Linked DNA regions of Homo sapiens: region 1 is linked to region 2. A link is a contact called in ENCODE Hi-C or POLR2A ChIA-PET data. All regions are on one chromosome and are shown on one strand. The core of a region is the stretch at or near the end of the contact, and the rest is flanking DNA. Distances in the headings are between cores, read along the strand shown. Region 1 has its middle 74 kb from the start of CFAP144. Region 2 overlaps CFAP57 (cilia and flagella associated protein 57).

Region 1 (7,235 bases), core at 1,882-4,381, 150 kb before region 2:
GTAGGTGATTCTGGTAAGAGGTAAAATTGCCATGTAGCTGAGTGGTTTAGGGCACATGATCTGCAGTCGAATCAGATTATCTTGTATTCCAATCCCAGCTCTAAGACTTTGGTAACTGTATAACCACACATCCCTGAGCAGATTAAACGCTCCATACCTCACTTTTCTCATCATTGGAATGGAGGTAATAGGCCATGCATGGTGGCTTGCATCTATAATCCCAGCACTTTGGGAGGCCGAGACAGGACAATAGCTTGAGTCCAGGAGTTTGAGACCAGCCTGGACAATGTAGTGAGGCCTTGTCTCTATTAAGAAAAAAAAAAAAAGAAATGGAGATAATGATAGTATTTCCCTTCCATGTTTGTCTTGAGGAATAAAGGAGAATACAGGCAAAGCCCTCAATGCCTGACACTGGTCAGTGCTCAGTAATAGCTGTGATGCTCCTGGTGGTGAGGCCTGTATTTAAGGCTAGCCCAGAGGGACAGAGAGAGGACAGGGACACCAGTGGGGAGTCCACGAGAATCATGTGGATGAGATGCCACGCTGAGGTCCATGACGCTGTCCCCTGGGTTAACTGGCTGGAGTCCTCAGCAGGGCTGCAGGAAGGTGGGCAGAACCCCCTCCACTGAGTGGCCTTGAGTTTGTTCCTGGGTGACCAGCACCTGAAAAACCATTTTCAGAGGAGGATTGGTGGGATGGGGAGGAGACTGGGGAGAGATGGGGCTCAGCTTCTGACAGCCTGAGGGTAGTGGGGTGGGGCCCGGGAGAGATTTGGGAAGCTCAGGTCACTCATTGCTCGTGGTGCTGGAAGTTGCTGGTTTGGGTGAGGTCATGCACCAGCCTAAGAGAGAGGAAAGGTGCCCTGCAACCCAGGGAACCCCTTTTGAGCCAGACCCTTGGGAGAAGCAGCAGCCACAGGGGCTAAGGAAACCAAGGTAAGCAGTGGTCAGAGAAGGTGAGGGAAGAATGTGCTTCAAGGAGGGAGCAGTCAAGACAGCCCCGTCTGGGGAAACAGCCAGGTGAGGAGGTAGAGGTGGAGGAAAAGGCAGCACAGAGGCCATGGGCTTTGGCATTGAAGAGGCCACCTCTGTAGAATCTGCTTTGCAGAAGAGGGAACAAAACCCAAGCTGCGGCTAGATGAGGGATTAATTAATGGGATGGGGAAGTGGAAACAGAGGCAGGTGTCCTGTGACTGCTCAGCAGCTTGGCTGAGGAGAAGGGGGAACGATTTGTGGCAGCCAGACAGGGGAGGTTCGGAGCCTTCTGGGGATGGGATGACAGGGGTGATATTCTCATATTTCCAGTGGAGAAACTGAGGCTCAGAGGGTTAAGAAGCTTGTGCAAAGTCACGATAAATTATTGGGGGAAGGCAGCCCAAGATCTCTGACTCTTAATGTAGTAATTTTCTAAATGGACAATTGAAATAGTGTAATACACACACACACACACACACACGGATATTAGTTCTGATCATAGAAGTAAAACATGTGCATGGGAGAAACCTAGAAACATGTGCAAAAATGTAAGAGAAAAACACAAAAATCACCTGTAATTCTACCACACAGAGATAAATGTTTTTACCATTGTGTGTCATGACTTTCTACTTTTTTCCTCTGCAAGTATACGTAAATACATACTGGGATCATGTTGCACAAGGTGTTTTGTAAATCCCTTGTTTCATTTAGTAACATAGCATAAATGCTTTTCCATAAGAATAAATATTCCTTGAGAATTTTTTTTTCTCTTTTAGCTCACAGTCTAGGCAGGAAGATAAGACTTACAGATGGGATTCTACAGTAAGCAGTCAAGCAAAATTCATGAGGTGGTGGCGAAGTGGCTGCATCCCTGGACTGGGAGCACAGTGAGCTGGCTCTTTGGCTTCTGACTTGTCCACTGATTGGTTATGTGGCCTTCAGCACACATAACGTATTTGGGCCTCAGAATCCCAGATATCTCCAAAGGGTTATCAATGAGTCTCTCAAGGCAAGCTGTCATGATGACAAAAGTGTTGAGGGAGAGTCTTAGAAAATGAAACCATGCCGGGCACGGTGGCTCACACCTGTAATCTTAGTATTCTGGGAGGCTGAGGTGGGTGGATCACCTTAGGTCAGGAGTTCAAGACCAGCCTGGCCAACACGATGAAACCCCATCTCTAAAATACAAAAATGAGCTGGGCATGGTGGCACGTGTCTGTAGTCCCAGCTACTCGGGAGTCTGAGGCAAAATAATCACTTGAACCCAGGAGGCGGAGGCTGCAGTGAGCTGAGATCACACCACGGCACTTCAGCCTGGGCAACAGAGCGAAACTCCATCTCAAAATAAAACCCAACAACAACAAAAAGGAAATGAAACCACATTATCATCATGATTCCGCAGGTCAATTTCTTTATCTGAAACTTGGGAAGCGTGTTTACCTACCTTGCCTGCCAGGATTGGTGATAATCAAATTAGATTAATTATTATTTTTTTTGAGACGGAGTCTCGCTCTGTCACCCAGGCTGGAGTGCAGTGACATGATCTCAGCTCACTGCAGTCTCTGCCTCCTGGGTTCCAGCAATTCTTCTGCCTCAGCCTCCCAGGTAGCTGGGATTACAAGCATGTACCATTACGCCTGGCTAATTTTTGTATTTTTCATAGAGACAGGGTTTCACCATGTAGGCCAAGCTGGTCTTGAACTCCTGACCTCAGGTGATCCGCCCACATTGGGCTCCCAAAATGCTAGGATTACAGGCTTGGGCCACCATGCCCGGCCTAGATTAATTATGATGTCTAAAAACAACTAATATTTGGACAATGTTTTGCTGTTTACCCACATTATCTCACTTAATCATTCCAACAATCCTATGGGGTAGGTACTGTTTTTGTATTCTATGTTTCCGGATAAGGAAACCATGGCTTGGAGAGATGGTGTCACTTGCTCAAGGTCAAAGGTAGTGAGTGGTAGAGTTGGGATTCAAACGTAGCTCTCCTTGTTACTAAAGCCATGAATCTTTGCACTGTGCCATTGTGATGTGTGATGCAGGCCTGCAGAGCAGTAGAGGGACATGGAAAAGAGGAAAAGAGAAAAAAAAGAGTAGAAAGTCAAGCTGCTTCATCCTTGGTTTAGCCGTTGTCGTCCCAGGTACCAACATCTGTGGGGAGTTGCCGCCCCCTGGTGTTCTATATGTGATATGTCCTGGAAGGGAGGAGAGCTAGCAATCTGCTTGCTCCACAGTAAAAGTGGGAGGAAGGAGCTCAGAATACCCCAGCTTGTCCTTTTAGAGTCGGGACGGGGGGTGGTGGTGGGTGCATATTTCACCCAACAGTTCTGGGTAGAAGCTTGGTATATTTCAGCCCCTACTTGCTCCTTATCTGGGTGCCCTAGTGCAGGGTTAGTGGCCACTTTGACAATATTCTATTTCTGACTCAAGTGCTAGTTAGAAGGGTGTTACATCATAATTATTCTTTAAACTCTCCATTAATGTTTCATATGCTCTTCTGTATCTATGATACAACTCAATAGAAAAAATAGGATTTTTGGCAATTCTTAGGGAATAATTTTTACTCTGGGCCGAAAAAATTTGTCATTGGCATAGCATCAAATGGCAGAGTGGTACAGCCAACACCTGAAGATGTGTACTTTAAAGGGCTTTTTCACCTGTTACCTCATTTTACAGTACCATAGCCTTCCAAGGAAGGTATTTATTTTCATTTTACTTATGAGAAAATAGGCTCAAGATTCCCCCGACCCCGCCATCCACCTGTCTGAAACCAGGAAACTTTCCAGAATCCCACACTGCCCCATTGTGGCAGCCCTTATGGCTCACTCAGTAAATAGGCCATAGTGGCATGCCCAAATGAGATCCATGTTGCCTCCAAAATCTAATGTGATGCTTCTTTCTTTGTGATGGGAGATGCCAGATGCAACAACTATCCTTAATCTTACAAGGGATATTTTCATGTTCACCTTATAAACGATATTTTGATGTGCTAGAGAGCTCTGGAAGCAAGAAATTTCACTAAGGTGGTAGATTCCTTAGTTTTTGTTTGGGATTTGTTCCATACCATCTGGTATATATGTGTCTTACCAGCGTGTCTAGGGTATCAAGTAATACTCACCTAGTCCAATCAATATGATTTTATCGTGTAGTAGGCCAGCATGATCTCCTATGAAATGGGGAAATTATTAGGTCCTAGCAGGCTAGAGTTTGATAGAGGGCTGGACAGTTGATATAGCTTTGAGTGAAGAAAGTGAAGTTGTATTGTTAACTCCACCAGGTAAATGCATTCTGCTTCTAGAGGTCCCTACTGACTGACATTCCTAGCTCTCTGTCTTTGGATATCTTGTTCTATAGTGTACCAAGGATGTTTTGGCCTTTCTCCTTAATGTAATATAGGCCACCATTAAGTCCAAGTTTCAGTTAGCCAGCCCAGTAAGCTGTTATAGCCACTATCAGTTTCTTGAGCTAACATATCTGTATCAATGAATTCAGTGCAATCAAAAATTACATTTTTCTCTCTCTCTGGTATAACACTCTTGTAATCCACTTCCCTAAATATTTCCCAGGCTTTTACTAGTATAGCCTTGCAAAATGTATACTGGCAAAACCTTGCAGTTCTTTTGGTGTTTTTGATATCTATTCTTCTTTTTTTTTTTTTTTTTTTTTTTTGAGATAGAATCTTGCTCTGTCACCCGGGCTGGAGTGCAGTGGCGCGATCTTGGCTCACTACAACCTCCATCTCCTGGGTTCAAGCAATTCTCCTGCCTCAACCTCCCGAGTAGCTGGGATTACAGGCACCCACCAGCTAATTTTGTATTTTTAGTAGAGATGGGGTTTCGCCATGTTGGCCAAGCTGGTCTCGAACTCCTGACCTCAGGTGATCCACCCGCCTCGGCCTCCTGAAGTGCTGGGATTACAGGCATGAGCCACTGCGCCTGGCCCCCTATTCTTTGTTAATTTGTATAAATTTAAGGTTGTACAAGTGTAGTTTTGTTACATGGATATTTTGAGTAGGCAAAATCTGGGCTTTTAGTGTATCCATCACCTGAATAGTGTACATTGTACCCATTAAGTAATTTCTCATCCCCCACCCTCCTCCCACTCCTCCACCCAATGTCTATCATTCCACACTCTATGCCCATGTGTACACATTATTTAGCTCCCACTTGTAAGTGAGAACATGTGTTATTTGACTGTTTCGGAGTTGTTTCACTTAGGATAATGGCCTCTAGTTCCATCCGTTTTGCTGTAAAAGACATGATTTCATTCTTTTTTTTTTTTTTTTTAATTTGAGACAGAGTCTCGCTCTGTCGCCCAGGCTGGAGTGCAGTGGTGGGATCTCGGCTCACTGCAAGCTCCGCCTCCCGGGTTCACGCCATTCTCCTGCCTCAGCCTCCGGAGTAGCTGGGACTACAGGTGCCCACCACAACGCCAGGCTAACTTTTTGTATTTTTAGTAGAGATGGGGTTTCACCATGTTAGCCAGGATGGTCTCGATCTCCTGATCTTGTAATCCGCCCGCCTCGGCCTCCCAAAGTGCTGGGATTACAGGTGTGAGCCACCGTGCCTGGCCAATTTCATTCTTTTTATGGCTGCATAGTATTCCATTGTGTATATATACCACATTTTCTTTATTCAGTCATCCATTTGGTTCCTATTCTTGAGTCACACTTTGTAGTCCGGTAGTCCTTCTTTCTCTTTGGATCTACTGTGATTTGAGTATTATTATGTGCCTGGAAGGAATGATGGATCATGCATATGGATTTTGAAAAGAATCAGTATGCCTCTTCAAGGTGATTACCTCTAGAAAGATAACTATAGAATCTTCTGGAAAGGGGCAGCTAACACCTTCAGATGAGAGGAAGGGCTGGTTTTCATGGCAAAAGAGAACTAGTATAATTTGGGGGCTCAAGGGGGTTTAAATCTACCGAAATGCCCCTATTACAATTCTCAGAATCTGTCTTTTTCTATCAACAATATAACTTTATATTTAAAAAGCAAGGCTGTGAATTTAATTTATATGTAATTTAGTCAACCACAGGAACAGATTCTGGTTTTCATAAATCTAGACTTTGCACTACAAAAAATAAGGGATTCCCTCAAGTTGGTCATATTTTCTGGCTTTCTACCTATGTAGCCAGCTGAGAATTTAAAGCTCTGACTTTGCCATATTATTTCTCCAACATGCTCAGAAGAAGCCAGCCCGTCCTATAGTCTTTGTATTCCTTATTTCTATCATAATGTTCTTTTTTAAATCTATTTTTTATTCCTCCTTTCTTTGCCAACCAAGAAGCAGCACTGGAATTTTTATGATAATGTTCTATTACTATAGCTACTTAGTAATAAGTAGCTTATTAAGGTAATTTTACACAGTATTTAAAATAATATATGCAACCCATCATGTGAGGTCAGGTGTGAAATTCTCCTCTTGTGGCGTCATGTTAGAGCTCAAAAAGTTCTAGGCGTTAGACAATTGTGGATTAAGCTACTAATTACTAGCCTTGTCATTGATAGGTCCTTGATTATAACCATTTGTAGGTAATAATTTAAGTAACTGCATTAATGTTGCATCCCATGGACTAGCAGTATCCCCTTTTCCACATGGATATGACAGCCACATATCATAAGAGGACATGAACAGATCTGAGTGATGCCAGGGGTGGGTTGTGTCAAACCCAGTTTAGGTGCCTCCTTAGATTTGCTCATGTCGCCTGCTCCAGGATCCCCCACCTTTTGTTCAATGGAGAGCCCCGTCCCCCGCCCCTCCCCCACCCACCATGCCTCATCTCCTAACACCACCAGGGTGTGTATCAGGGTGTGGCTTTCAGTACAAACTGTTGGCAAGCTGTTCTGCATGAGCACGTAGCTACCTGGGCCTTCTTGTGAAGTTCGGTGACGCACCATCTTGTATTTGCTTTCTTTTCTCCCTGCTTGACTTCCCTTTTCCCCTCACTCTTATTGTCCTTGGATTGTACTTTCCAAGAAAGATTTAGCATGTAAACTTTGCCTCAGGTTCTCTTTTTTAAGGGACCTGGGCTAAGACAGGAGAACTCCAGAAGTGCAGTGACTGAGCCAAAAGTGGGTATTTTTTGGTTTGTTTTCTGTTTTTGTTTGTTGTTGTTGTTGAAAGCAAGAGAAATAGCTTAAGATAAAAAGGAGATAATTCTTTTAAGGGAATGTAATTCAAAGAATCAAAGAAAAGACTGAACAAGTCCATAGACAAGATGGGAAGCAGGGAAAATCTGCTGATCTATGT
Region 2 (6,552 bases), core at 2,296-4,795:
AAGTCAGCCTGATCGGGTTCGATGAGGACCTTTGGAAGCCCTCTAAGATAAAATCCAAACTTCCTAGCATGGTCTACCGGGCCCCTGATGGTCTGACGCAGTCTTGGCTGCCCCTTCCTATACATCCAACCTGTGCCATATCACATGCAGTGAGTGCCCTGGCCAGGCATTCCTGCTCCATCCTCTCTGACTTTGCACGTGCAATTTGTGCTTATCCTTCTTCTCAGTACTTCCTGTGCACCAGATCCTCACTAGTCTGCTGGCCAGGAATGCAGAAATGTGCGTAATCCATTCCTTGATGTCAAGTCGTTCACAGGTGGTAGAGGAGACAGACCAGAAATGATGAGATAGGGATGCACGGGGTGTCCCCATAGGTAAGCAAGAAGAAAACACTGCATTCTGACCCACTCTGTCATCAACATTAACTTTTTAAGGAAATGAAGGGTGTGTGTATTATAGTATTTTTAGAAAACTTTGGCATCATTGAGTACGATGGGAGAAGACACTAGGCCGGGTGCGGTGGCTCAGTCTGTAATCCCAGTACTTTGGGAGGCTGAGGCAGGAGGACTGCTTGAGCCCAAGAGTTCGAGACCAGCCTGGGCAACATAGTGAGATCCCCATCTCTACAAAAAATATAAAATATAAAAATTAGCCAGGTGTGGTGGGGCATGCCTGTAGTCCCAGCTACTTGGCAGGCTGAGGTGGGAGGATCACTTGAGCCCAGGAGGTCAAGGCTACAGTGAGCCATGATCACACCACCGCACTCCAGCCTGGGTGACAGAGTGAAACCATGTCTCAAAAAAAAAGAGAAAAAAAGGAAGAATAAGAAGATACTAGGCATAAAAACCAGCAAGACAGAAGAGTTAGGACCTATATTAAAGTATTAAAAGTGAGTCTAAGAAGACATCAAGAGGGACAGATTGGCAGTACTGAGAACCACCCAGCTTTGGGCACTTACCACAATTTGTAATAATGTGTTTGTCTGGCTGCCTCAGTAGACTCTAAGTTACATGGGGACAGCCATCATGCTTCAATAAATATCTTCTGAGATCTTACTCTGTGTTAGACATTGTTCCCGTACTTGGGATATATCAGCAAACAAACCCTACAAAGATTCTGGTCTATGTGGAGCTTAAGTTCTGATGGGGAAAGAAGAATAAAAACAATAAACAAAATAATAAGTAAATTGTAGAAAGTGCAAGATCTAAGGAAATAAGAAGTAGAGCAGAGTAAGAGAGGTGATGGGTCCTGGGAATGGGAAGGGGTTGCAGAATTAAACAGTGTGGTGCAAGTCAGCCTCGTCAAGCAGGAGATGCTTAAGCCGACTTGAATGAGATGAGCGCATGACTAGCACAATGTAGTAAAGATTTTTTGAGGATAGAGGAGGAAGCTCATATGTCTCCTCATTTTTAGCTGATGTGCCTTCTGGGGAAAAGATGACAAGTTCTAGTTGAGACACATTGAGTTTGAAGCTAGGCAGAGCTGCAGGTCTCAGGTCAAGGCCGCAGGTTTAAATATTCTGAGTCACCCTTACTGTCAGTGTTCTTGATCCTTCTGTCCTTCTCCCAAAGGCTCAGGTTATGTTGGAGCTAAAGACTCGTGTGGAGGAATTAAAAATGGAGAATGAGTATCAACTCCGACTAAAGGACATGAACTATTCTGAGAAGATTAAGGAGCTAACAGACAAGTTCATCCAGGAAATGGAGTCCTTGAAAACAAAAAACCAGGTCTGTTTAAGAGACTGACCAACAAGCACAAATAACAAGAAATTTCCACTTTCAAGACAGGACTGGCATATACTGCCCAAGCTATGCTCAAACAGTAAGATATGTGAAAATGTCCAATTTTAAAGCATAGTCGTTGATATCAGAAATGCTTACAACTGGCCAGGCACAGTGGCTCATGCCTGTAATCCCAGCACTTTGGGAGGCCAAGGCGGGCAGACCACTTGAGGTCAGGAGTTCAAGACCAGCCTGGCCAACATAGTGAAATCCCATCTCTAGCCAGGCATGGTGGCACGTGCCCATAGTCCCAGCTACTCGGGAGGTTGAGGCATGAGAATCATCTGAACCTGGGAAGTGGAGGTTGTAGTGAGCTGAGATCGCTCCACAGCACTCCAACCTGGGCAACATAGACTCTGTCTAAAAATAAATAAATAAATAAATAAAAATAAATGCTTACAATCAATTGCTAAGTGAAAAAAAGCAGAATATAAACCACTTTATGGTGAATGGTATTAATCGGTATTAGTGGTATTAACAGATTAATTAATCTGATCTATAGTAGTAAAATACATATAGAAAATAGATAACAGTATAATTATCTCTGGAAGTTGAGATTACAGATAATTTAAATTTTGTTTTACATACTTTTTGTAATTTCCAAATTCTCTACAATGAGAATTATGATTAGGAGAAACTTATTTTAAAACAAAATGAAACGATAAGAAAAAGCAAAAAGATAAGAAAATCAAAGCATAGATGGAGAATAACTAGCAGAATACTGATTCCTGGATTGTCAGGAAGTTAAATAAAATTAGTCTACATGGCCTTTACATAGTTAGATTTGGTCTGGGACTCTCCCAGATTCTTTTCTTTGTTCTACACAAATCTGGACTCCTATCTAAAATCCCCACTGGGCAAGGTGGCTCACCCCTATAATCCTAACACTTTGGAAGGCCTAGGCAGGAGGATCGCTTGTATCCGAGAGCTTGAGACCAGCATGGGCAACATAGTGAGACCCTGTCTCTATGTAAAATAAAAAATGAGTCTGCCATGGTGGCATCTGCCTGTAGTTCTAGCTACTTGGGAGGCTGGGATGGGAGGACTGCTCGAGCCTGGGAGGTGGGGACTGTAGTGAGTCATGATCTCTGCACTGCACTCCAGCTTGGATGACAGAGCGAGGCCCTGTCCCTCACCCCCTAAAGAAATCCCCAATTATGTCCTTGAGGGATATTTGTTTCTTTAATGTCTATGGGTCATAAAGTTCGGCTAAAAAAAAAAAAGAAAGAAAAACCTTGGCTATTAATTGTATTAATTAATTCACTTTATAATTTTATTCATTTAGCCAACAAACATTTATTTGGTGCTCTATATAAGCCAGGCGCAAAGTTAGGTCCTGAAGATGGCACACCACCTCCAACTCGCCCCCCAAGCCTGAAAGCTTTCCTGCTCAGTTAAAGAAAACACTTCCTCAGAAGCTTACCCATGAGCACAGCCAAGGATTTTGTTGACAGCAATGTGCTGGCAACAGAGGATTCAAATGAATCCCTACTTTTTCACCCAGAAGTCCTTTTGACACGTGTCCAAAACTGAACTCATCATTGACAAACCCATTTAGTAGCAAGAATAGAAATAGGAACAGTATAGAGCTTTTAGAGCAGAATATAACATAAATGAAAAGTGACAATGTGGTTGCTGCTTCATAGAACAGTGCTTGGTGCAAAATGAGGGCTTGAGAAATGTTTGTGAGTGAAGGAGGGTGTTACTTGTAAAATCAGTTCTTGCCCTAGTAGTGCTTTCAGCAGATGTGTGTAAATGAGGAAATGTGACTCTGTTTTAGGTCTTAAGAACAGAAAAAGAGAAGCAGGATGTTTATCACCATGAGCACATAGAAGACCTCCTAGACAAGCAAAGCCGGGAACTGCAGGACATGGGTGAGCCCACAAGTAGAGGCCTCGTTGGTTAGGGTTGGAAGAGCTAGGTTATGGGGAAACACTCAAGAGTCCCCCAGACACAGTAGAAGTCTCAGGGAATATGGCTCTGTCTAAAAACAGGCTACATGTATCCCCTGGAACTCACTGTGGTTTTCACTTCTGTGTTTTTACTCATTCACTAAGCACATTAAACACCTATTGCATGAAAGTAGGAGGCACGGAAAAGGTCAAGTTTGGAACCTGATAGTCTTGCCTTGGGTCCCAGGCTCACCACGTACTTGCCAGGTGCTCTGGGGAGTCACCTAACCTTACCGAGCCTCACTTTGCTATAAAGCAGGAGTCCTAATACTTATTTTTCACACTCAGGATATTCTTCTTGGCCCTGAGTCCCCAAATACCACTCTGTGCTTTCCTGGAAACTTTTCTTCCCAGAGCAGGCAGGCAGGGAGTTTGGCTACCTGATGAGATGATGGGATGAGGGGTTGGCAGCAAGGAAGCTAGGCAGGCATTTGAATCTTGGCTCTGGAGGCAGCTGCTCCAGCTGGTGCTGGAAGGGATGGGAGAGCGCCCAAGGCTCCTGGGTGTCCCTGAAGCAAGTGCTGCTCTCCCACCTTAAATACCATCCTTGCTTCTCTCCAGAATGTTGCAACAACCAAAAGTTGCTTCTAGAATATGAGAAGTACCAGGAGCTGCAGCTCAAGTCCCAGAGGATGCAGGAAGAGTATGAAAAACAGCTCCGGGATAACGATGAGACCAAGAGCCAGGCCCTGGAGGAGCTGACTGAGTTTTACGAGGCAAAACTGCAGGAGAAAACCACCCTTCTGGAAGAGGTACTCACAGGAAGCCATGCTGTGCCTCCCTTTCACAGAGAAAAGCCACCCATTCACTCAGATCTCCATGGCATAGCCACTGTATGCCAGGATGTGTTATACACTGGGTCAGACATGGTTTCTACCCCCAAGGAACTTATATCAAATGGGAGAGACAGCCAAATAACATCGCAAATAAATATAACATTATGACTGTCACAAGTTCTGTGAGAGAAAAATATAGGAAGGCTGGGTGTCCAGTGAACAAGACCAAAGGAGAACAGGGATGGGGTGTTGGTAAGATTGGGGTTGAAGTGGTGGAGCATGAGGCCTGATTTGGTAGGAAAAGAGGGGAGGCAGGAAGACAGGACAGACGGGAAGAAGGTGGACAGGTCAAGGGCCCTGTGGCCATGGTCTCCGTTTCTGGAATGACACTCGCCTTTGACTCCCTGGGACAGGTCCCCATGCTCATCTCACCTCAAGCCCTGTTGGCACAAAGATGTGTGAGTCCCTTCTCCCCTGACCACACGCCCACTCTCTCTGAGCCAGGCACAGGAAGACGTCAGGCAGCAGCTGCGGGAGTTTGAAGAGACCAAGAAGCAGATTGAGGAAGATGAAGACCGAGAAATCCAAGATATCAAAACCAAGTATGAGAAAAAGCTTCGGGATGAAAAGGAATCAAACCTGCGGCTCAAGGGAGAAACAGGCATCATGAGGAAGAAGGTAGCAGGCTGTTCTCCAAGAGACCTAGGGTGGGCGAGGGTGTTGCAGAGAAAGCTGGGGTGGGTGGACTGACCGGCCTGGGGGTGCTGGCCAGGGTCCTGCCTGTCCCCATCTTCAGCGAGCAGGCTGGGAGAAGAGCACCAGCCAGTGCACCCTCACGCAGATGGACCCTCCCCACCTCGTCCTTGGAAAGGCAGCTGCACGGGCTTCCCTGCTCTCCTTTTCACAGGATATTGGGGTTCCCTGTGTGCAGACAGAGGCTTTCTAGTTTTCACTTACTGGCAAGTAGGATTCAGTTAATGTTTTCTGAGATAACCCTCCGATGGAAATGGAAATGGAAATAAGGTCTTCTGGGGATGAGATAGATGAAGTCTTGGCCGGGAGGCATCCTCGGGCTCTTGGTCCAGGGAGTCATGGGCGGCTCCTGTTCAGCACCACAGGTGGGAGAGGGAATGGGGGTGTAGGATGCTTAGTTTACAAAGTGGGGAAGATGTTTTTAGTTCACTCACCATCAGGGGTGAGGGAGGATTCAACTCAGTTTCCCCAAAACATTTAGCCCTGGAAAAGCTAAGTTCAAAGCAAGCTGAAGTTTCTTCCTATTAGAAAGCACACTAGTAAATCCAGGGAACAATCAGTCTTCCCTTCTTGGTCATGGCTAAGATGGCTCATCAGTTAGGGCCCACTTTCTGTGACCTTGATGCAGTGTGGATCCCAGCTTTTCAAGATCAGTGTGGTCATAGAAGTCTCTGGTCCACTTGGTGTACCGGTCTCTGGAACCTCTTGTGAAGACAGTCAGTCCTCTCATATGGAGAATGGGCCTGGATGTTATGGGACAGAATACTACATCATCCATTTGGCCTGGGAAATTCCTGAACCGTCCCAAATGCTCCAGATATTCACTCCTAAAATCCCAGAAATGTTGAATGCTAAGTGTTTTCAGTCCACAGAAGGTGGCCAGTGGTGGGGAGCCCCTTACACTGAGACAGTGGGAGGGATGGAGATGAGTTCTGACTTTAGTGGTCTTTGTTGTTGCTGTTCGCTTTTCTAGTTCAGCAGCCTACAGAAGGAGATTGAAGAACGAACCAATGACATCGAGACCCTAAAAGGAGAGCAGATGAAGCTGCAAGGAGTCATTAAGTCTCTGGAGAAGGACATCCAAGGCCTCAAGCGAGAGATCCAGGAAAGAGACGAGACTATTCAAGACAAGGTGCAGCTCTCCTTCTGTCCTCCCTCAGCTACGGCCAGATGGGCCAAGGCGAGGAAGGCAAAGCTCAGGGGAGAGAGGGTCCCTAGCTTCTCAGGACGCATTTCTTTAACTTGATGGGGGAACCAGCCGTCAGTGAAGTGCCTGTTGTGTGCTTGGCA

What was found. A loop is a pair of places that touch in the nucleus more often than their neighbours do. ChIA-PET counts read pairs that join two places held with the same protein, here RNA polymerase II (POLR2A). Pooled maps may share reads with other maps.
Region 1: a map of MCF 10A shows a loop between it and region 2 (4-fold over the local background). The contact joins two enhancer-like sites. A Hi-C loop is called at or near these places in 2 of 168 maps with a recorded cell type or tissue (MCF 10A and mammary epithelial cell) and 5 of 50 pooled maps. POLR2A ChIA-PET finds 5 or more read pairs at or near these places in 1 of 52 experiments (H1).

Annotation. Positions count from the first base shown.
Region 1 is chr1:43,070,665-43,077,899 of GRCh38, forward strand. No RefSeq gene overlaps it. Among named protein-coding and RNA genes, the nearest start is that of CFAP144, 74 kb to the right of the region's middle. RefSeq lists a silencer at 3,223-3,272. Within about 2 kb of position 3,132, at least 3 of the 41 ENCODE cell types and tissues checked have a DNase peak (open chromatin) inside an H3K27ac peak, as active enhancers do.
Region 2 is chr1:43,217,811-43,224,362 of GRCh38, forward strand. CFAP57 (cilia and flagella associated protein 57) reads left to right here. Exons shown (of 23, transcript NM_001378189.1): 13 at 1,572-1,727; 14 at 3,562-3,655; 15 at 4,295-4,485; 16 at 5,014-5,187; 17 at 6,236-6,394. All of the region lies in intron 1 of LOC105378685 (a long non-coding RNA gene), which reads right to left. Among named protein-coding and RNA genes, the nearest start is that of CFAP57, 49 kb to the left of the region's middle. RefSeq lists an enhancer at 3,569-3,848. Within about 2 kb of position 3,546, at least 3 of the 41 ENCODE cell types and tissues checked have a DNase peak (open chromatin) inside an H3K27ac peak, as active enhancers do.